3 separate regions of the Homo sapiens genome follow, and regions 2 and 3 are each linked to region 1. A link is an interaction called in ENCODE POLR2A ChIA-PET data of the cell type or tissue named here. Cell type or tissue: OCI-LY7. All regions are shown on one strand. Links, peaks and the distances in the headings refer to the core of each region. The heading gives the core; the rest is flanking DNA.

Region 1 (7,595 bases), core at 1,170-6,169:
TCTGCTTTCAGCTCACCTTGGACACCTTGTAAAATGAGGGGTGGTAAAATAATAGCTATGTCACAGGGTATAGAGAGAATTACATAATTAGATGTATATGAAAGCATCATTAAAAAAAAATCAGGCACAGGCATTGTTAGCGCCCTCTGCTTGTCTGCTTGTCATCTACAAATAACTGAATTTAACAGGGAAGGCTCCTCTTTGCAGTTTTTGCAGGGAGAATGTTTCAAGGTCATTAGCCCTCAATGACCAGAACCTGAGGTCTTTTGATGGCTTTTTGGCTTACCACAGTCTGCTCATCAGGGTTGAGTTTCCTCCTTACGGTGCAAATTCCCAGCATATCCTCTGTTCCTCTTTGTAGAAACACTATATGGGTCATTCTCTCCCTGTTCGGGTATTTCTGCCTAGTGAGTGGAGGGAGGCAGGTGTACATGGAGCAGGGACTACTGAAGCAGGGCCAGAGGTGTGTGCCTAACACAGCCCTCATAACAGCCATGGGTCATGCAGAAAGGAGGAAAAAAAGGAAAAGAAAAAAAATATGGGTCTTGAATAGGAGCCTTTGTGTCCTACAATGAAATTAAGAGGCAGCTTAGGCTAAAATTCCAGGTGGATTTTTAGTTTGAGCTGTTGTATTTTCCAGTCTAACAGGCCCAGTATTAACAGTGACACCCACTAGTGAGTCGTAGACTACTTATGTTCTTAAAACCTGCCCCTAAACAGTATAAACCCTTTTTCAAGTCATCTTATCCTGACACAGTAGTGAGAGAACCAGGTTTCATTCCTGATATTAGGAGTGCAAAATAATAAGAATTATAATATGAGCTCCCATTTACTGATGATTTGTGGTGCTAGGCACTATGATAAGCATTTTACTAAACTTTGATCTCTCTTACCCTTACCTCAGCCTTGAGAGAACAGTAATGTAAGTTCCATTTATGGATGAGGATTTGTTTTTTTTAACAGCTATAAAACTTGAGATTCAGTTGAAGGTACCCAGGAAGAAGCAGAGCCAGGCCCATGGAACTGGAATGCCCAGGCTTTTTTTTTACAGTGCCAGCCTGTTTCCACAGTAAATATGGGACAAGGAGCTATGAATCAATGTCATAACCGTATCAAAAACATGAGGACCAGGGATTGTGACATAAGAGCTAACATTTCTTGAGCACTTACCAAGTGCTAGGCACTGTTCTAAGTGCTTTCTATATATTATCAAATCCTCAGAGTAGGCCGTGTTGTAGAAGGGATATAATTATGATCCCCATTTTACTGATGAGGAAACTGAAGCAAAAAGAGGTTAAATATCCCACACAGATCACCCAGCTAGTGGCCAAGCCCTCAAATTGAAGGGCTGACACCAGAGCTCACCCTCCTAAGCAGGCGGCAGGGCTCAGGAGCATCACACCAGGGCCCATCCTGCAGTCATCTAAAATGCTGCAGACACACCTTTCCCACACTCACTTTCCCTTCCCAAGTTAGACTTCTCTCTGTAGTTTCTTCTGAATCATCACTGAAAATCAGCTAGATTCTTCCTCACTGAAGGGAGGAGTGTGGGGCCCTTTCATTATTTTTTTACTTTAGGGACTTAGGTTTTTGAAAGAACGTCATTCCTTTGAGCTCTTTCCTTCCTGCATCTCAGAGAAAAGCTCTGGTGTGAGGCTTTAAAATTTCCAGGGCCCTCTTGTATTTTCGGTTGATTATACATCACTTTTGTTATTCATCACCTGTCACTTTTGCTGTTCTTCACACAACAGCTGTGGAGAAATTCCATGCCAGCCACTTAATTCCTCGGTGACCCCAATCAAGCTTTCTGTATGAAATGGGAGTAATGACTAGACCTGACACTGGTGTTAAAAGGATGAGGGGAAGCTATGGAAGGTCCCTGCAGAGCTGATAGGACCATGTCCGAGTCCCCTCTAGCAGGGTCACTCCTCTGTGTTGAGACAGACATGAGAGTGAAGGAAACTTGCTGGTGAGCCCAACTGCTGTCCAGCAGGATGTAAACTCTGCCTCAGCTCCTTATTAGTTCTGTGACATTTTGCAGATTGCTGAACTTGCCCCATTGAGTTAGCTTGGCCCCTTTATTAAAAATCAATTGACCCTAAATTGGCGGGTTCACTTCTTGATTCTGTCTGCTCCGTCTGTTTCTGTGTCTATCCTTAAGCCAATACCACACTGTCTTGCTTACTGTAGCTTTATAATAAATCTTAAAATCAGTTCATGTGAGTTCTCTGACTTTGTTGTTCTTTGCATTTCTGTATCAGTGTTAGAATCAGCTTATGAATATCTAGAAATAAAAGCCTCTGGCTTTTGAGTGAGGTTCATGGAATCTGTAGATCAATTTGGGGAGAACTGACATCTGAACAACAGTTGAAGCATTCAATCCAGAACATGTTAAAATTTTCCTTTATTAAGATCTTTTTCAGTTTCTCTCAGTAGCAATGTTTTTTAGTGTTCAATTTACAAGACGTGCATGTTTTAATCTATTTTTGTAAAGTGGTATTGTTTTTTAAATTTCATCTTCCAGTTGTGTATTGCTAGTCTCTAGAGATGCAGTTGGTCTTTGTGTTGTGACCTTGTATCCTGTGACCTTGTAAAAACTCATTTGTTAGTCTGGCAGCTTTTTAAATATATTTTTTCAGATTTTCCACATATACAATCATATCATCTCTGAATACAGTTTTTCTTCCTTTCATATTTATCTGCCTCTCTTTTTCTTGTCTCACTGCACTGACTAGCATCTTCAGAATGATGCTGAATGGTTAGAGTGGACATCATTGCCTGGTTCTGGACATTAGCTGTAGGTTTTTCGTAGAGTAGGTTGAGGAAATAAATTCTCCTCTGTTCCTGTTTGCTGAGAGTTTTTGTCATGAATGGGTGTTGAATTTTGTCAAATGCTTTTCCTGTGTCTGTTGAGATAATCATTTGGTATTTCTCCTTAATTTTGTTAATATAGTGAAATAAATTCACTTTTCAATGTAAACCAACCTTGCATTCCTAGGATAAACTCCAGTTGGGGTTTCTATTTTTTATTAAAGATTTTAATTCTTATTAAATATTTATATGTTCATAAGGAATATTTGTCTGGAGTTTTATTTAATGTTTTTGTCTGGTTTTGTCATTAGGGAATGCTGGCCTCGTAAAATGAAGTGAGAAGTGTTCCCTCTTGTTTTCTTGAGGACTTTGTATATGATTGTTCTTTGATTAAGTCTTTAGTTCCCTAGTGAAGTCACGCAGACCTGAAATTTTCTTTGCAGGAAATTAATTGTGAATTCTTTTTCTTTTCTAGATATGGAGCTATGCAAATTTTCTAATTTTTCGTGTGTCTGTTGTTATAATTTGTGTCTTTCAAGTAATATATCCATTTCATCTTAAGTATGTTGATATAAGGTTGTTTGTATTCTTTTAATATTTATAAGATATGTAGAGATGTTTCATTTTCATTCCTGATGTACGTCATTTCTTTTTCCCACTTTTCCATAACCAACTTAGCTAGAAGTTTATCAGTTGTGTTGATCTTTTCAAAAGCCAGCTTTAGCCTGGGCAACATGGCAAAAATTAGCTGGCTGTGGTGTCACATGCCTATATTCCCAGCTACATAGGAGGCTTAGGTGAGAGGATCACTTGAACCCGGGAGGCAGGGGCTGCAGTGAACCGAGATCATGCCACTGCACTCCAGCCTGGGTGACAGAGTGAAACCTTGTCCCAAAAAAAAAAAAAAAAAAAAAAAAAGCCAGCTTTTGCTTTTATTGAGTTTTCTCTGTTGTCTTGTTTCATTGATTTCTGCTTTTACTTTCTTTGGGTTTCATTTGCTCTTTTTCTGGCTTCTTAAAGAGGAAGTTTGAATAACTCTGGACCTTTCTTCTTTTCTAAAATAAGCATTTAAAGTTATTAATCTCAGCCAGGCACAATGGCTCATGCCTGTAATCCCAGCACTTTGGAGGCCAAAGCAGGAAGATTGCTTGAGCCCAAGAGTTCAAGACCAGCCTGGGCAATATAGCAAGAATTTGTCTCTACAAAAAATTTTTGAAAAATAGCTGAGCATAGTGACACATGCCTGTAGTCCCAGCTGCTTGGGAGGCTGAGATGGGAGTATTGTTTGAGCGCAGGAGTTCAAGGTTATGGTGAGCTATGATCGTACCACTGCATTTTAGCCTGGGCAACAGAATGTGACCCTGTGTCTTTGAAGAAAAAAAAAAAAAATCAGAAATCTCCATGTAAGCACTATTTTCAGCTGCATTCCACATACTCTGATGTGTTGTGCTTTTATTTTCATTCAGTTCTTGTGATTTATTCTTTCACTTATACAAGTTTATTAGTAGTATGTAATTTAATTTCCAACTATTGTTTTTCCCAGAAACTTTTCTGTTATTTTTCATTTATTTCTGTTGTGATCAGAGATTATATCCTGCCTGATTTTAATCCTTTTAGAATATACCATTACTTATTTTATGGCTTATCATATAATCTATTTGGGTGAATGTACCACATACACTTGGAAAGTATGTATGTTCTGTTGTGAGTGGAGTGTACTGTGTCAATTAGGCCAAATTGGTTGATAGTGCTCAAGTCTTATGTAGAACAACTTGATTTTCTCTGCTTGTTCTGTCGCTTCCTGAGAGAGCACAGTAGAAGGTTCTGTGACTCTAACTGTGCATTTTTCTTTTTCTCCTTTTAGTTGTGTAGGGATTTGTTTCATGTAATTTGAATTTCTGCATACATTTTGGATTGTTACACCTTCAAAGGGTATTACCAAGGACAAAGAGGGACATTTCATAATGATAAAAGAGTCACTCTTTTACCAAAGTAAACAGATGGAAAAAGATGTACATACCACACAATACCATGAAAACTGGACTGGCTATAGAAATGTCAGATAAAGTAGATTTCAGGACAAAGGGTATTACCGAGGACAAAGGGTATTACCAAGGACAAAGAGGGACATTTCCTAATGATAAAAGAGTCACGCAATTTAATTGCGTGCATTTGCAGTTTGCCAGTAATTAATGGCCTTTTGAATCTGCGTATCATGCCATTCTCAGTTCCACCTTTTTTTCTCTCTCTTTTGAGACTGAGTCTCGCACTGTTGCCCAGGCTGGAGTGCAATGGTGCGATCTTGGCTCACTGCAACCTCAGCCTCCTGGGTTCAAGCTATTTTGCTGCCCTAGCCTCCCAGGTAGCTGGGATTACAGGCGCCTGCCACCACGCCCGGCTAATTTTTTGTATATTTTTAGTAGAAACAGGGTTTCACTATGTTGGCCAGGCTGTTCTCAAATTCCTCACCTTGTGATCTGCCCACCTTGGCCTCCCAAAGTGCTGGGATTACAGGCGTGAGCCACCGCACCTGGCCCAGTTCCCCATTTAAGGACCCAGCTCTCTGGAACCTGTTTCTTCCAAAGAAGATACAGGAAAGGAAATAGAGTATAGTGGAAAACTCAGTGGCCCAGTTACACTACTTTAGGTGATGTCAGAATTTCAGGGAAATCCTATCCATATCAGGAGCCCAGCAGAGACCCTCTGTATTTAGTCCTTGAGTCTTCTCTAATATGGTATAGTCAGTCCTTCTTCAGTTATCTTTGGAGTGCCCAGCACCAGGAACTCGTATGTCAGGCAAAAGTATATCATTTTCACTAGAACTCACAGATACGCCCACTAGACCTTTTGCATGCTTTAGAAAAAGACTGGAGTGGAGAGTGGCCATTAAAGATAAGAAAAAGTGCCAGGAAAGGGGCAGCCTCCTTTATCAGGTAATAACAAGAGAAAAATGCCAGACGGGTTGGATGAAGCAGAGGAAACACAGCTTGGAGGAAGAAAACCAGTTTATTAATAATAATGATGGCTACCTTTTATTGGTGTTTACTGTATTCCAGGCACTGTGCTGAATGCTTTTCTTGCCTTATCCCTCAGATGAAGAGCCGGAAGCTTAGAGAGGTTCTCAATGACTTGTCCAAGTGGCACATGGTCAGTGAACAATGGGCGATGAGTCCAGGCTGTCTGATGCCAAAGGCTAAGCTCCTAACTACTGCCCTGCACTACCTCTGAGCAAGAGACTGGGACAGGCACTTATGCATGAGTGTATTCTCATTGTGACCCTGGGGATATAATTTCCCCTCTCTGAATCAGAGTTTCCCCATCATCTTAAAATGGGATTATGCTAAGTAATGGAAATCCTTTGCAGTTCCCAATTCTTGTTTTGTGACAGCATATCTTAAATGTTTCAGGCTGAGGAAAAGGCAGATGCTCTGAATAAGGAGCTGCTGATGACCAAACAGAAGTTGATTGATGCAGAAGAAGAGAAAAGACGGCTGGAAGAAGAGTCTGCTCAGGTAAGGGAACTCTCCCACATTCCTCTGTCTTGCAAATGCTTGAGAACTGGGAGTTCAGCTGGTGGCTTCCTGTTGGCACTAGAAAACCTAGAGACATCTGGCTTCAGTTTCTTTCCAAAGACTTTTTTTTTCCCCCTACTGTGTAAAGTCCAATGGTTCCTAATTAAAGTCTAGGAGGAGACAGTGGGTTGAAGCCCATCCTTTGTTGGGGCAGGAGAATTTCTGTGTATCAGCATCTGAGCATAACAAAGAAGAGGGGGTAGAATTCCTGCAGAAGGAAAGCACACATCATATAATGCCTGGCTGTTTCCCTACTTGTCCTCTGCTGTCTCCCTCATAGAGCAAGCTTGGGAAGTCTTGTTCTGAGCCAGTGCTCCATAGTCATTGGAGACACAGACCTGCAGGCATGGGAAGAGCTCTGGGTGCTGTGCGCCTGGGAGCAGTCCCCTCCCCTGTCACACCACGGTCGTCCAGGAGGCAGGACTGGCTGGGGTGAGAGACTGCAAAGCCCTTTCTACAGAAACCATGAGATGCTGAAAACCCGCAGTCCTCTTATGAGCTCTTTGGTTTGTGTCTGGTCTGTCAGTGAAGGTCCACAGGTTGGCTTGTACTGGCAGGGAAGACCTTCAGCAGAAGCCTCAATCTGAAATGGGGTCTGACGTTTTTGGAAGTTTTAACTGTTCTCTCCCTCTCCTGCATCAGGAACAGGGGATTAGTGCTGCCAAGATTGAAGGAAGAAAGTAGCTGAATTAGAGGACTTCCAGGGTTTGGTTCAGCAGTTTTTGGGAAGCCTAGCACTAAGCGGTTGGTGGCAGAACTTCCTTTATTTTTCTGTTAACATAGTCCCTTTTGTTTTTTTATGTGTGCAGTTAAAAGAAATGTGCCGTCGGGAACTCGACAAGGCAGAATCTGAGATTAAAAAAAACAGTTCTATCATTGGTGACTATAAGCAGGTAGGTTCCAGTACCCTGGGATTGGGCTGTGTAATCTGGGAGCCCCTAGTCTGGATAAAATGTATACCCGCCCCCCACCCCCAAACCCAAATGCAAGCACCCTGGTTTCAGATCCTGGCTCTGCCCCTGCACTGACAAGTGGCTTCACTTATTCTCAGTTGTAAAAGAAGGAAAATCATCCCTGCCTAGGAAGGTTGTTACGAGGATTTAAAAAGACCATGTTTGTAGAGTGCCTGGCAGTGCCCAGCACATAGTAGGTACTTAAAACCACAGTATGTTTTGGTATGTATTTCAGATTCAGAATTACGAACTTTTGTTT
Region 2 (7,595 bases), core at 1,179-6,178, 230 kb after region 1:
TAGCTCAGCCACAAGTTGTAAAGTCATTTCCAGTCTGATAGTTAAGCCTTTTTTCAACCTAGTCTCAGCTGTTTTCTTTAGCCTCAATTACCATCCCTCCCCATCTTCCCCCACCATAGCCATCCAGAAACCTCCTCTCACCTTTGAATGTCACCTCCCACCCCAGCAGTTCCTGACATCCCCCCATGGAGACTTAATTCCTCTCTTCTCTGGACCTTGTACACTTTTTCCAATGCCTGTGTTTGTACAGTCACTTGTTCACAGATGTTAGCTGTACACCTACTATGTGTCTGGCTCTGTGCAGACTCTGCGATTCAGCAGAACAAGACAGGCAGTGGCAAACTCCATCTCTAACTGGGGCAAGAAGAGGGGAAATTAAGGAGGCAATAAATAACCATACTGCCAGGAGGGCAGGGCCACGGCCAGACCCCGGACGGATGGACGGACTGCGAATGCAGCCAGCTCCCTCCCCTCCCCACTCTCCTCTCTCCTCCCCACCTCTCCTCTCCCTGTCAGCATCAGCGTCCTTCTGCTACTCATTTGGCTTCCCCTACTTTGTGGAAAACAAGAGAGCTCTCAGCTCCAAAGGCCTCACCGGGGAGAGTATAACTGTTTCCCCCCAAGTTCCAGTTTAAAATGAAACCAAAAACAACTGCGGGGAAGGACCTGGTTGGCCTGGCTTGGGCCAGCAGCCCACTCCTTCTGAGCCAGTAGCTATGGCTGGAGGGTGAGGTCATGTGCCAGCTCCTGTAACATGAGGTCATATGGCAACATGAGGTCACGTGACAACTGCAGGGCCCACCTGCCTAGACAGGGTGGGGAGAGGAGCTGGTCTCAAAAAGGAGGAAGTGCTTTTGAGAAGGAATGGTGTGGGGAGGGTGGGTTGGCCCTCAAACCAGTAGGGATCTCACAAGGCCAGCGGGGTGCTTGTTGTGGAGCCTTTGGGAGGCTGCAGTCCCAAGCGATCCTTACCTTTTTGGTGCCCTCGACCCCTTTGGCATCGAGTGAAGCCTGTGGACCCTTTCTCAGGATTTTTTGTTTGTTTGTTTGTTTTGTTTTTGAGACAGAGTTTTGCTCTTGCTGCCCAGGCTGGAGTGCAGTAGCACGATCTTAGCTCACTGCAATCTCTGCCTCCCAGGTTCAAGCAATTCTCCTGCCTCAGCCTCCTGAGTAGCTGGGATTACAGGCAAGCACCACCATGCCCAGCTAATTTTTGTGTTTTTAGTAGAGACTGGGTTTCGCCATGTTGGCCAGTCTGGTCTTGAGTTCCTGACCTCAGGTGATCCACCTGCCTTGGCCTCCCAAAGTGCTGGGATTATAGGCATGAGCCACCACACCAAGCCTCTCAGGATCATATTTTCAAATGCATCAAATAAAATATCTAGCATCGCAGAGTAAACCAATTACATTGGTTCTGTCCACAGCCCCCTTGAGGACTCAATATTGAAGGAGTGTGAAAAGACAGGTTAATTAGAGATTTGCTCAGACATCTCCTGGAGGAAGGTGGTGGGAGCCGTGGCCTTTCCCTTGAGGGTGGAAGTTGGTGGACCCGTCTGGGTCTGGGGTGGCCCTGGGGAAGCTGGTAGTGAAGGGAAATGGGAGTGGGTTGACTGCTAAGACAAAGGTGACACCAGTCAGGGAGCTTGGCTGCTGGTGGCAAGCACAGACTCCAGCTAACCTGAAGGAGTGGTTTGTAAAAGTATCGGACTCCAGCTAACCTGAAGGAGTGGTTTGTAAAAGTATCGGGTAGCTCATGCAATTGACGGAGAAACTAGAGAAACAGGCTTGACGAGAACCCAGAGAGTTAAGATCTGCCAAGCTGCCACCTGGGAGCTGACTGCCGGCCAGCTGGTCACTGTGGCCCCATCTGACACCTCCAGCCATGGAGATGACGCCCACACAGCACGAGATGTCCTTCTATGGCGGCACCCTTTAAATGGCAGACTGACTCTGTGCCTCAATGTCACTCTACAGAGTCCTGGGAGGGCATGTCCAGCTGGCCACACTCTAGGCTGCACGTCCATATTCTAGTCACTGGAAGCACAGAAGATCTGTCCCAGGCAGCTTCTGTGGGGAGAGGCGGGGGGGGGTCCTTCCACTATCTTGGGATTCTCCTAATAGATGCTGGTCAACCAAAGGGGTGAATGTCTGATGGCTGGTTCTGAGGTGTGTGTGTATGTATACACAGAGAATATGTGTGTATGTGTACATCGGGCCATGTGTCATGGCTCACGCCTATAATCCAAGCCAGGAGTTCAAGACCAGCCTGGGCAATATGGTGAAATCCCATTTCTACTAAAAATACAAAAATTAGGTGTGGTGGTACATGCTTGTAATCCCAGCTACTTGGGTGCTGAGGCATGAGAATTGCTTGAACCTGGGAGGTGGAGGTTGCAGTGAGCCAAGATTGTGCCACTGCACTCCAGCCAGCCTGGGGGACAGAGTGAGAATGTCTTTAAAAAAAAAAAAAAAAAAAAGCGTACGTGAACTAAGCTATGTCCCCTCTTAAGTGCTGTTTTGTTGGGATTTCAGGCCTGTGGCATTATCTAATGACGTGAAACTCAGGATACAGGCTCCTAACTTTCCCCTCAAAAAGGAAATACTGCTGGGCTTGAGACAGAGAATAGGATGAATAGGACCTTTCAGGAAATAAACCAGACCTTCCAGCTTCTTCTCTGCAATCTTTTAGAAACCAGGACTGCTGGCTGGGCGTGGTGGCTCATGCCTGTAATCCCAACACTTTGGGAGGCTGAGGTGGACAGATCAGGAGGTCAGGAGTTCAAGACCAGCCTGGCCAACTTGGTGAAACCCCATCTCTACTAAAAATACAAAATTAGCCAGGCGTGGTGGTGGGTGCCTGTAATCCCAGCTACTCGGGAGGCTGAGGCAAGAGAATAGCTTGAACCCAGGAGGCAGAGGTTGCAGTGAGCAGAGATTGCACCACTGCACTCTAGCCTGGGTGACAGTGCGAGACTCTGTCTGAAAGAAAACAAACAAACAAAAAAAAACCAGGACTGCTGACTTCTTTTGGACTGACTTAGGAAGGACACTGGGAGTCTTGAACTTACCCTGGCATGGGACTTCTCTCTTGTGAGAAGTAAATGGACTTCTGGTGATCAATGGGACGAGGGTGCAAAAAGATGGTCCTTATTCTGAACCTCAAGCTGGGGACATGGGACATAAGTGACCTGTGTTTGCTGTTGCTCCCCCATCCCCATCTCACAACACTGGACTGTGAGCTCTGGCAGGGCAGGTCTGCTGTCTCATTCCTCTGCTCATGCATCTTCCAGCCCAGGCACCAAGACCTGGACAGTTGTTCACCAGCCTTTCTCTTCCTCCTGGGCACAGAGCCAGGTGACACCTCCCGGCTTCCCTGTGGTTAGGCATGACATGTGACTGAGCCTTGACTAGTGGGACATGGACGGAAGTGACATGGGCCACTTCTGGCCTGGACCATAAAAACCTTCAATGTGTAATCCTCCAAATTCTTCCCTCATCCAGACGAAAGCAGATGATTCTGAGTTCTAGGAAAAGGTGTCACCACAATAAGGAGGGAGGCTGGGTCCCTGAATCACGTAGTGGAAGGCTCATTGACCAACCAGGAACTCTGTCCTGTGAGCAAGAAAAGTCTATTGTGTTACTGGGGTGGGGGTGTTTATTAGAGCAGCTAAGGTGATACTAATACGCTCAGAAAATAGTTGCTGAACCGAGTTGTTCTGTGATCCTGGATAAAGCACTGCCCTGTCTGGGCCTCAGTTTCCTCAACTATATGAGAAGGCTGGACCAGGTAATCCCTAGGCACCCTTGCTCCTGGGAAAAAGGAGGACTTTAGCTACACACACACACACACACACACACACACACACACACACACACACGCACTCACACTCACCCTGTCACGCACACTCCTGCAGTGGGGCTGTTTCCATAGGGACAGGTCCTGAAATGCCTTTCTGGATACAATTTCTCACGAGCACCCAAACAAGGACAACGTTCCAGAACCTTGTTTCTAACAAATGTCGGTAAAACAAAAACACCCGCTACAGACCCATAAAATGTGAAGACCAACTCCAGTGATAAAATATGTTCGTTTCTATGTATTTTTATAGCTTTCCGGATAATAAAAGGAACCGTGTTCTAATCGGATGCGTTTGTTAAATCAGTGTGCAGTGCCTCTACCCTCCTCTTCATGCACAGAGAGAGCTGCAGGGAGACAGGAAGTAGCAGCTTTTGTCATTACCTTGGGAACCTTTGGGACCAAAGGCCATCCTTATTGCTGTTTTCCCAACTCCTCCAGGAATGGTGGGAAGCAGCGTGCATCAGGGAAGGTAGGAACAGCAGAAGTTGTCAAAGATGCTTCTTCCCTAGCTTCTAGGACAGTTTCTCTTTTTATTCTCATGGGGAGAGAGGTACCAGGGTTGCTGCAGAGATGGGCTGGGGCTTGGTCAGGTAGGCTCTGGGATCACGACGGGGGTTCACACATACGTGCCAGGCACTGTTCTAAATGCTTTGGATATATAATACTAACGTTAAAAAAATAACTTCAGCTTTTATTTTAGATACAGTAGGTACATGTGCAGGTTTGTTACATGGGTATATTGACTAGTCTAAACTTCATGATAACCTTTGTGTAGGCCCTCATTTTACAGAGAGGGAAACTGAGGCATAAGGAGGTTGACAACTTGGCCAAGGTCACACAGCCAGTGAGTAGAGAAGTTGGTATTCCCACGCAGCCAGCTTTGTCTCCAGATCTGCCTCTCTAGGCTAAGGCTAAGGGTTTTTGTTTGTTTGTTTGTTTGTTTTTTTGAGACAGAGTCTCACTCTGTCACCAAGGCTGGAGTGCAGTGGTGCAATCTCTGTTGCAGAGACCACAATCTCTGTCTCCTGGGTTCAAGTGATTCTCATGTCTCAATCTCCTAAGTAGCTAGGATTACAGGCACATGCCACCACGCCCAGCTAATTTTTAAAATATTTTTAGTAGAGATGGGGTTTCTCTATGTTGGGCAGACTCCGGACGTCAGGTGATCTGCCCACCTCAGCCTCCCAAAGTGTTGGGATTACAGGTGTGAGCCACCATGCCTGGCCTAAGAGAAGGGTTTTAATCCATATCCTAAAAGCAGAGGAAGAGAGCAGCAAAGTGAACACAGACTGTATACTGTGGTCTGTGATTCTGCCCCACAGGTGACATTGGGCGACATCTTGAGACATGTTTGGTTGTCACAAGTGGGGATGAGGTGCTACTGGCATCTGGTACATAGAGGCCAGGGATGCTACAAAACACCCTGCACTGCACACAACAGTTCCCAACACAAAGAATGCTCCAGCCCCAAATGTCAATAACCCAAGACTGAGAAACCCTGCTCAGAGGTCAGACGGGCTGCAGCCTCTGCCACTCTCCAGCTGTGTGGCCCTGGGCAACTGACTTCCCCTCTCTGAACCTCAATGACTTTAGGAGAACTTTGGGTAAGGCAATCATGAGACAAAGCCTGACACATAGGAAGTACCCAATAAATAACAACAATGACTGTTTTCCTCTGATTCTCCCCTGACCGTCGCCATCTCTCACCCTGCCCCAGGCCCTGCCACATTTCTTGACCAAAAAACAGAACCAAGCTCTTAACAGTGAACTTGGGAGAGTTATGAGTTTATATTCCCCTGCTCCCTTCTAGCTCTGCCGACGTCTTCCGCTCCTCTAATTACTTATTTAAAGACTATCGATTCCTTGGGCTGCTGCTGGGAGGCCTCGCAGAATTGCATGTCTCGCAAATAGCAAGAGAGCCGTGGCCTAGCGACTGGGGCCGCAGCCTGACATAACCAGGCAGGGGGTTATTTTCGCCCGGGATACTTGTGAAATATTCATGTGCTGATTTAAATACTGAGGATGTCAGAGCTGGAAAGGGCCAGAGAGATCATATCGGCAGAGTTTGCCCTCACTGGAGACTAGGCAGCTAGATGGGGTGGGGAGGGTGCCTGGCAGAGATGGGCACTGGCAGAAGCAGGTTCAAGATGGATACCAAGGCCTCAGACTCAGTGCGTTGTGACCTTGGGCAGGTCGCTCGCCCTTTCTGGGCCATTGATCCCTCATCTGTAATGAAAGGGAGTTGTGAGGCTGAAATGGGATGGATATGTAAGAATAACTCAGTATAGAGTGGGCCTGCAAAATGTAATTGCATTTGAAGTCAGCAAGCCTGTCTGAGCCTGGATTTCCTCCTCTGGAAACTTCCTGGGGCTGATCAAGTTATATAAGATGACAGATGTGTGAACACTTTATACCAAGCAAAGTGATGGCTGACAAATGTTAAGTGTGTTTAATTAGCATGTGTGAGTGCCCACTATGTCCCAGGTGTTGTGCTAAGTGCTTAAAAAAACAGGCAATAGCTTTCTGAAACTCCCAACATGCATGGCGGAAGGTATCGTTATCTGAGTTCCAGTGGTGTGCTGGTAAACTGCTGGGGGAAGGTGAGGGGGGATCCCTGATGTGTAATGTTTGCCAATTTCCTTGGTGTAAATACTCCCACTATGGTTGATTTCAAGCTACCAATATGATATCACTGAACACAGAATTGGGAAGAATCTGCACCAATGGATCTCTGTCTTACAGAGGAGGAAACTGAGGTCCAAAGAAATAGGTTGAGTGCCTTGCCCCAGATAATTGGCTGAACCAGGTCAATCTCCCCCTAAATCTCACCACTTAACTACCTCCTAGGGTTGAGTCAAATGGGGTCGCCGAGCCTCAGAGATGGGAGTGACTTGGCCAAGGTCACACCTCATGATGGTCTAGAACTAGGACAGGGCCACACCTCCTTTCTCCCAGTCCAGTGTTCTTCCCATCAAGGGCTCAGGCCAATGTGGGGGCCACACTTGCCCTCCCCTCCTACCCCAAGCTTGCTCAGGAAGGCAACAGAACCTCACTTTACAAAGCGCCAACCCTAGGCTGGGCCCTGTGCCAGATAATTACATACGACATTCTCTCATTGATTATTCCCAGCCGACCTGTGAGGCAGGAATTCTGATTGCTAATTGATGGAGGAGGAAGCCCAGGCTCAGATTGGTGAAGTGACTTTCCCAAGGCTACAGAGCCAGGACGTTGTAAAATTCAAAACCACATCTACAGTCACTCCAAAGCCCACATGCTTTCCTCTCCAGCATTCAGCCGGGCCCTCATCCAGCCCACAGACTGCCTGACTCATGGAGGGCTTTAGATGGAAAGCCCGCAGGCATTCATAGACCCATTTGTTAAAAAACAAAACAAAACAAAACAAAAAGTACCTTTCTCTGCCTCAGTGATTTTTTTTCTTTTTCTTTATTCTTTCTTTTTTGAGATGGAATCTTGCTTTGTCATCCAGGCTGGAGTGCAATGGCACAATCTCGGCTCACTGCAACCTCCGCCTCCTGGCTTCAAGCAATTCTCCTGCCTCAGCCTCCTGTGTAGCTGGGATTACAGGCACGTACCACCACACCCAGCTAATTTTTGTGTTTTTAGTAGAGGCAGGGTTTCACCATGTTGGCCAGGCTGGTCTCAAACTCCTGACCTCAGGTGATCCACCTGCCTCAGCCTCCCAAAGTGCTGGGATTATAGGCATGAGCCACCACGC
Region 3 (7,595 bases), core at 1,179-6,178, 200 kb after region 1:
CTTAAAATATCTGAAGAATAGAATTATATATCTTTAAAATAAACTTCATTGAGAAATTACACATTTTAAAGCATTTTGATATATATTGCCAAAATGCTCTTCAGAAAGTCTTAACAGAATTGTACTCACATTTGCAGTATACAAATGTTTCTCTTACCATATTGTTGCTAGTACATATTGCGTATTAGCAGGTTTTATTATTCTAAAGTTCACGGACTAAAACATATCATCACAATCTGATTTAATTTACATTGTAATAATTAACAAGGTTGTACTTTTTTATGTTTAATACCCATTTGTATCATTTCTACATTCATGGATTTCCTTTGCTTTTTTAAATTTAAAATATAATCTCATTGCTTTGTTTAGCTTTTTAACACTACATGTTAATTGCAGAAAATTTAGAAAATAACAATATAAGAAATAAAACAAAACTTAGTCAGATACTCAGCCATATTGTAGATTTTTTTTAGAAAGAGAGATTTAGAAACAGAAATCACATACTTACCACATATACCAAATAATATTATGCCCTTTGTAGCTTTATAGACTGCTTTTGAATTATAGAACAGTTATTTTCCTATGTTATTAGGTATTGTTTTTAAAACATGATTTTTATATATGCACAAATGTATTTATATCTTAATTTACTTGATAATCGTCCTAACTTGGACACATAGGTTTCTTCCAAGTTTTGCTTTCATAAATAACAGAGTAATAAACATCTTTATCCTCAAGTTTTTTCATCTTTTACTATTATCCTCAGGATAAATTCCTGGAGGAAATGTTTCTATATAAAAAGTCATGAAGAGGTTTTTGTTTTGAGGCTTTTGATATATATCGTCAAACCCTATTCCAGCGTACACAGTCACCACCAAGTGGAAAAGTGTCTGTTTTGCGGCACTCTTGCCAAACTGGGTATTAAAATGTTAGGTGAAATTTGGCACCTCATTGTCATTTTCATGTTTGTTTCTTTGCTTACAATGAGCCTGACCATGTGTCTTCTGTTTCCAATCTAACAGGCCGCAGCGGGGAGTGGAGAAAGTGGGTTTTCTATGCTTGGCTTTTTCCTCCACCACTTGTTACAGAGTTGGGCAAAATGTTTTTAAACCATGTTTGTTAATTAGAATTTTAAAATAATTTTAGTAATGTTAATAGCTTTCACTAAAAACCTACCATTCTTTTCAGCCTTCAGCCTTACCCTCTTATAAGTCACTCTCCACATATCATCAGAGTGGTCTTTCCAAAACACAGACCTGATTGTTTCACCCCCTCTGCCTACAACCTTCAGTGGCTCACTATTACCTACAGGATAGAGTTCAAGCTCCTTGTCCTGACATTTGAAGCCTTCATGGTTTTACCTCAACATTCCTTTCCAGCCTCATCTCCTATAGATGCCCCAGACCTCCCCTTCCTGATGCCATGACTAATGTGTTACCCACATTACTCCTACTTGCTGTTTTTATTTCAGATGTAAGGCCTTTGTTCACACTGTTCCCCTTGCCTGAAATACCTTCTCTCTTTTTCACCTGGCAAAGGCTTTCTGAGCCTTTGAGATTTAGCTCAATGTCTGCTTTCCTGCTTCCCCGCTTCCCCGAAGAGAGAGCACTTTGGTCCTGTCCCTGTGTCTCATAACACAATGTTCACATCTCGTCATTATTTGTGCGTGTTCCCAGCTCCTCCACTACACTTTGAGTCCTTAAGGGCAGGAACTTAGCACACACATTTACCTCCCCGGTGCATAGACTAGCGCCTGGCAGAGAGTAAGGGCCTTGGAAATGTTTGTTGTTGGAGAACTGTGTCTCTCAGATAATTTAATATTTGATTATAAAGCTCACACTCTGGCACAAAAGCTGTCATTGAAGACATATAAATTAAAACACAAAATTCCTCATCAAAATGTCTCCCAGGAATGGCTGGGTCAGAGCAGTTGGCTAGCTGCTAAGGTGTTTAATAAAACCCCAGTTAATTAACAAGAAAAAGATTCCTTTGTGGTTTGCTTCACGGCGGAGGACAGCAAGAAGCTTATGCTGGAGACAGGTCTGGGTTTCATTTCAGGTTTCTTTCAGAAATTTTAGGGATAGAAGAGTAAAGGGGAGATAGGAGCTGTTTTTGACCCAGGCCAAGCTACTGAAGGGTTGCCCTAATTCCCCTGAGTCTGCAGTTCCCAGTCCGCCACACACTCTTGTTTCCCTGATGCTGGGAGAATAAATTAGTGCAATCTCTTTGAAGAGCAATGTGATAGTATGACAATGTGTACCCACTTTGACCTAGCATTCTACTGCTAGGAATCCAAGCTACAGAAATAACAGCTCAAATATGAAAGGAAATGGGTGTGATGATGTGTTGTTATTTCATTGCTTGGGGTAAGAATAAGCAATCTAAGGCCGGGTGCGGTGGTTCATGCCTGTAATCCCAGCACTTTGGGAGGCTGAGGCGGGTGGATCACGAGGTCAGGAGATCAAGACCATCCTGGCTAACACGGTGAAGCCCTGTCTCTACTAAAAATACAAAAAAATTTGCCAGGCGTGGCGGCGGGCGCCTGTAGTCCCAGCTACTCGGGAGGCTGAGGCAGGAGAATGGCGTGGACCTGGGAGGCGGAGCTGGCAGTGAGCCGAGATCGCGCCACTGCACTCCAGCCGGGATGACAGAGCAAGACTCCGTCTCAAAAAAAAAAAAAAAAAAAAAAAAAAAGAAAAGAAAAGAAAAAGAAAAAGAAAAAAAGAATAAGCAATCTAAGCTTTATCCAACTACAGAATCCACGGAAATGTTATAAAGAATAAGGTAGATTTGTATGCTCTGAGATGAAAGTGACAGCAGATACAGGATTCCATTTTGCAAAATAACAACAAAACTTTGTACATGAACACACACACACACATACACATACACACAGAGTTTGCCAAGCTATTAAGAAAGATCTAGTAGGATACACATCTAACTTCTAGGGAGCACATTATGGAAGAATCAAAGGAATACTTTCATTGTTTATTCTCACAAATATGTATTGTTTCAATTTTTACAAGCATTTATTAATTTTGAAGTTAAAGAGAAAATAAAGCACTTTATAAAGCTGGTTCCCAACTATCTTTTCAATTCTGACTCACATGGCTTCCGAATCGTGTTTTCTTTTTAAGCATATCCTATCTATTATGTGGTTTGATTGTCACAACAGACCCATGGTACATATCATTATTATCATTTCCATTTTACACATCAGGAAACTTGAATTCATGAATTCTGGTCTTCAATGCATCAAATTCACGATGAGAAAAGACCATAGCCAATGGTAGTACAAATGCTAAGAAAATAGCACCCTCTATTCTGCTAGTGAGAGAATAAATCCATACAAGCCTTCTAGGGAGCAATTTGACAATAACATATCAACATTCTTTAAAATCTGCATATCCTTTATCCTAGCAATTCCTTTTCTGGAAATTTATCCCAAGGACATAATTAAGGATGTGCACAGAGTTTCAGCTACAAGGATATTCATTTAAGAAGATGCTTACGATACTAAAAAATTGGAAACCACTGAAGTATCCAAGAATAGAAAATTACTTAAATAAATTATGTTCCATTCATACAAGAGAATACTATAAAGTCATTAAGTAGCAGTGAAAAGGCATATTTAATGGCAGGGAACACAATTCATGATACATTTTTAAAAGTAGGTCACAAACAGGCCTAGTGCAGTGGCACATGCCTATAATCCCAGTACTTTGGGAGGCCGAGGCAGGAGGATCACTTGAGCCTAGGCATTCGAGGCTGCAGTGAGCTATTATTACGGCACTGCACTCTGGCCTGGGTGACAGAGTAAAACTCTGTCTCTGGGGAAAAAAAAAAAAAGTAGGTCACAAACAGTCCATATTACATGAGTCCATTTTTGTTTTTGTTTTTTAACATATTTAGGCCGGGTTGCAGTGGCTCACACCTGCAATCCCAGCACTTTGGGAGGCCAAGGCAGGCAGATCACTTGAGGTTGGGAGTTCAAGACCAGCCTGGCCAACATGGCGAAACCCCGTCTCTACTAAAAACACAAAAATTAGCCGGGCGTGGTGACACGTGCCTGTAGTCCCACCTACTTGGGAGGCTGAGGCAGGAGAATTGCTTGAACCCAGGAGGCAGGGGTTGCAGTGAGCCAAGATCACACCACTGCACTCTAGCCTGGATGACAGAGAGATCCTGTCTCAAAAACAAAAAACAAAAACAAAAACATATGTAATATGCTTTTTTTAAAAATGGAAGAAAAACACACCAAAATGTTCATACTAATTACCCCTAGCGACTGAGAATACAGGAGATTTTTTTTTCATTTTCTCCTTTTCTTAGCTGTATTTTCACGACTCCCTCCGGCTAAATTTCTTACAATGAAAATGCATCGCTTTGAATAAGACAAAAATTGTATTGATTTGTTTTCAAGAAGATGCATCTTCTTATTCCTCCCCCGAAGCAAGTTTTGTAGTCTTGCCTATGTGCCTCCTTTCCTCCTAGATCAATGACCTATCCATAGCTACCCCGGCATTCTATAAAGCCAGCTCCTCCAGGAAGTCTGCCATGATCTCTGCTGGCTGCTGGGCTTCCTAGCTTACATTCAGCTTTCTGTCTGCTTGCACGGTAGTGTGACACTTACTGCCAAAGCCTGCTGGGATATGGCTTATCAGCCCAGGAAGCTTAAGGCATCCCCAAAGCGGCTGCTCAGTCCCTGTTTCTTTAAATAGATCTGGCTGCTTACAAAGCAGGTATTGGAGTGCCTAAAAGCCCAGCGGCCTTCAGAAGCCCCTGCCTCTGGCATTCGCTGGAGACTTTCCCACTCAACTGGTGTCACTCTGTTCTTCATGCTCAGCTTACAGAAGCCTTGGCTCGGTCTCAATGCTTCCCGCACCCTGTGGCTCCCCTTGCCCCGGCCACTGGTCTACATGTGCTTTGGAGTTCACCTTCCGGTTGCATTGATGCTCCAGATAATAATCAAAGCCATCTCCCCCAGGCCCTCAAACCCTGCGCCACTCACCCACACAAAGACAGGGGATGATAAAAACCATAGTTCTTGTGTGCTAAGCACCTGCTATATGCTTGGCACTTTACATGCCTATCTCCTTTACTCTGTAAAAATAACAACCGTAGCTATCATTGAGTCCTTTTTCTGTGCCAGCTACTGTACTCTTTATATGCATCTGCATTTCCCAGAGTATGAAAGAGAGGCTCAGAGGAGTAAAGTGAGTTGTCCAAGGTCACAGAGCTAGTAAGGAAGTGGTGGTGCCTCGTTTCAAACCAACCCTTGTCTGACTGCCAGCCTCATGCCCCTAATCCCTACCCTGTGCTGCTCTTATAACCACCCTGTGGGATAGGCAGGAAAGATGAGAAAACTGGGTTTCAGCAAGGTTAAATCTCAGTTCAGGGTCATTTTAACACAGCGTCAGAGGGACCTGAGAGCTTGCAGTGAGAAGATGCTGGTCTGGGTAAGGAACTGGGTGAATAGGAAGGTCACAGAAGGTGAGAGTCTGGTGTGGGTGAGGAATGGGGCTAGGTCCTCCACCAGGGAGGCAGGGATCCAAGGCTGGGCTCTAATCCTGGCAGGAGAAGTGCAGGCTGGGAAGGCAGCTTCCCAGGGCTCCCCTCCACCCCGGAAACACTACCCACCCATCTGGGACAGCATAGCCATTTCTCGATCATATCTGCCATTGTCCTTTGTCCCGGGGCTCAGGGACCATGTGGGGTTGTGTGTGCTGACAGAGGTGGAGGAGGGGGACTCAGGGCCTCTGGTGTCTGGGAGGCTCAGATAGGCCAGGGTGTTCTCTGTTCACCTGCTGGACACTGGGCTGCTATGCTCAGGGGCAATGGCTCATACCACATCTCCTCTATCTGGAGTGTAATAAAAAGATCCAGGTGCCTAAGGCAGCAAGGTGAATCTGGGCCCCAAAGTTCTCGGCTCAAGTCCTGGTCTACCACTGACTTGCCTGGGACTTCAGGTACATCACTTTCTGTCTTGGCATTGTAACAGCTCCTGTTGGGGCTGTGGAGCACTGGTGTGTGGGTAAGTGTTGTGAGAAGTAGAGTCAAGAGTAGCTGGTGTCAGCTGCCACGGTAGCTGCGATCCTAGCACTTTGGGAGGCCAAGGCAGGTGAATCTCTTGAACTCAGAAGTTCAAGACCAGCTGGAACAACATGGCAAAACCCTGTCTCTACAGAAAATACCAAAAATTAGCCAGGCATGTTGGTGTGCGCCTATAGTCCCAGCCACTCTGGAGACTGAGGCTGGAGGATTGCTTGAACCCAAGAAGTTGAGGCTGCAGTAAGCTGTGATTGTGCCACTGCACACTCCAGCCTGGGTAACAGAGTGAGACCCTGTCAAAAAAAAAAAAAAAAAAAAAAAAAAAAAAAAAAAAAAAAAGCAGGTATGTGACTTTGGAAAACAGTCTGGCAGTTCATCTAAAAGTTAAACATAGCATCCCTGTATGGCCCAGCGGATGCACTCCTAGGTATACACCCAACAGAAATGAAAACACATGTTCACACAAAAACTTTTACACGACTGTTCATAGCAGCGTTATCCACAGTAGTCAAAAAGTGGAAATAACCCAAAGCCACCAACCAATGAACGGATACCAAAATGCAGTATTTCCACATAATAGAATATTATTCAGCCATAAAAAAGAATGAAGTACTGATGAGTGTTATGACATGGAAGAATCTTGAAAACAGAAGCTAGGCACGAAAGGTCACATACTGTATGATTCCATTTTTATGATTGGCCAGAATAGGCCAATCCACAGAGACAGAAAGTAGGAGCAGGGGAAATTGGGGGAAGGGACAGCTAATGGGTACAAGGTTTCTTTTGGGGTATTGAAAATGATCTGGAAATAGTGATGATGGGTGCACAACCTTATGAATAGAATAAAAACCACTGAATTGTACACTTTAAGGAAGAATTTAAATGATAGGAGAATGGTTTGTTTTTGTTTTTGAGACAAAGTCTTGCTCTGTCACCCGGGCTGTCGTGCAGTGGTGCGATCTCAGCTCACTGCAACTTCCGCCTCCCGGGTTCAAGCGATTCTCCTGCCTTAGTTTCCTGCGTAGCTGGGACTACAGGCACCCACCAACACGCCCGGCTAATTTTTGTATTTTAGTAGAGACAGGGTTTCACCATGTTGGCCAGGCTGATCTTGAACTCCTGACCTCAAGCGATCTGCCCGCCTCCGCCTCCAAAGTGCTGGGAGAATGTTTTTAAAAGAGAGAATAGCGAGCATTTCCTTCTCCAGATTCCATGCTAAGCACTTCCCATGTGCCTTGTGTAATCCCCACATCAAACCTAGAAGAGAAGAACCCTCATTATGCTTATTTCATAGGTGAGGAAACTGAGGCAGGGAGCGGTTCAATAGCTTCCCCAAGGTGGCACAGCTCTGGTGCCACATGCAAATGCAAGGTCAGTGTGGACGGCATTGCACCTCCACTGAGACCACAGGGTACTTTGTACAAGCTTTTCCTGTGGACAGTCTCCTTGTTCATCTTCCCTATCAGCCCATGCGGGCCTGGAGAGCAGACACCTTATTCAGCGACTCCCCACAACACAGCTCAAGGCCTGGCTCATAGACGTCT

What was found. ChIA-PET counts read pairs that join two places held together with the same protein. Peaks named below come from ENCODE experiments on the same cell type or tissue, not always from the same donor. Only the 100,000 strongest peaks of a DNase experiment are listed, where the experiment ranks them.
Region 2: POLR2A ChIA-PET joins it to region 1 with 7 read pairs; 3 of 35 experiments call an interaction of 5 or more read pairs at or near these places.
Region 3: POLR2A ChIA-PET joins it to region 1 with 9 read pairs; 3 of 35 experiments call an interaction of 5 or more read pairs at or near these places.

What each region holds. Positions count from the first base shown.
Region 1 is chr9:123,091,523-123,099,117 of GRCh38, forward strand. It overlaps RABGAP1 (RAB GTPase activating protein 1), which reads left to right. Exons shown (of 26, transcript NM_012197.4): 22 at 6,219-6,323; 23 at 7,193-7,276. Among named protein-coding and RNA genes, the nearest start is that of MIR600, 16 kb to the right of the region's middle. In OCI-LY7, for the core only: no CTCF peak of the experiment used is centred there; a DNase peak (open chromatin) is centred at 3,820; H3K4me3 peaks cover 676 bases; H3K27ac peaks cover 1,223 bases.
Region 2 is chr9:123,326,107-123,333,701 of GRCh38, forward strand. No RefSeq gene overlaps it. Among named protein-coding and RNA genes, the nearest start is that of CRB2, 26 kb to the right of the region's middle. RefSeq lists enhancers at 152-653, 654-1,153. In OCI-LY7, for the core only: no CTCF peak of the experiment used is centred there; a DNase peak (open chromatin) is centred at 3,356.
Region 3 is chr9:123,295,071-123,302,665 of GRCh38, forward strand. No RefSeq gene overlaps it. Among named protein-coding and RNA genes, the nearest start is that of STRBP, 30 kb to the left of the region's middle. In OCI-LY7, for the core only: no CTCF peak of the experiment used is centred there; no DNase peak of the experiment used is centred there.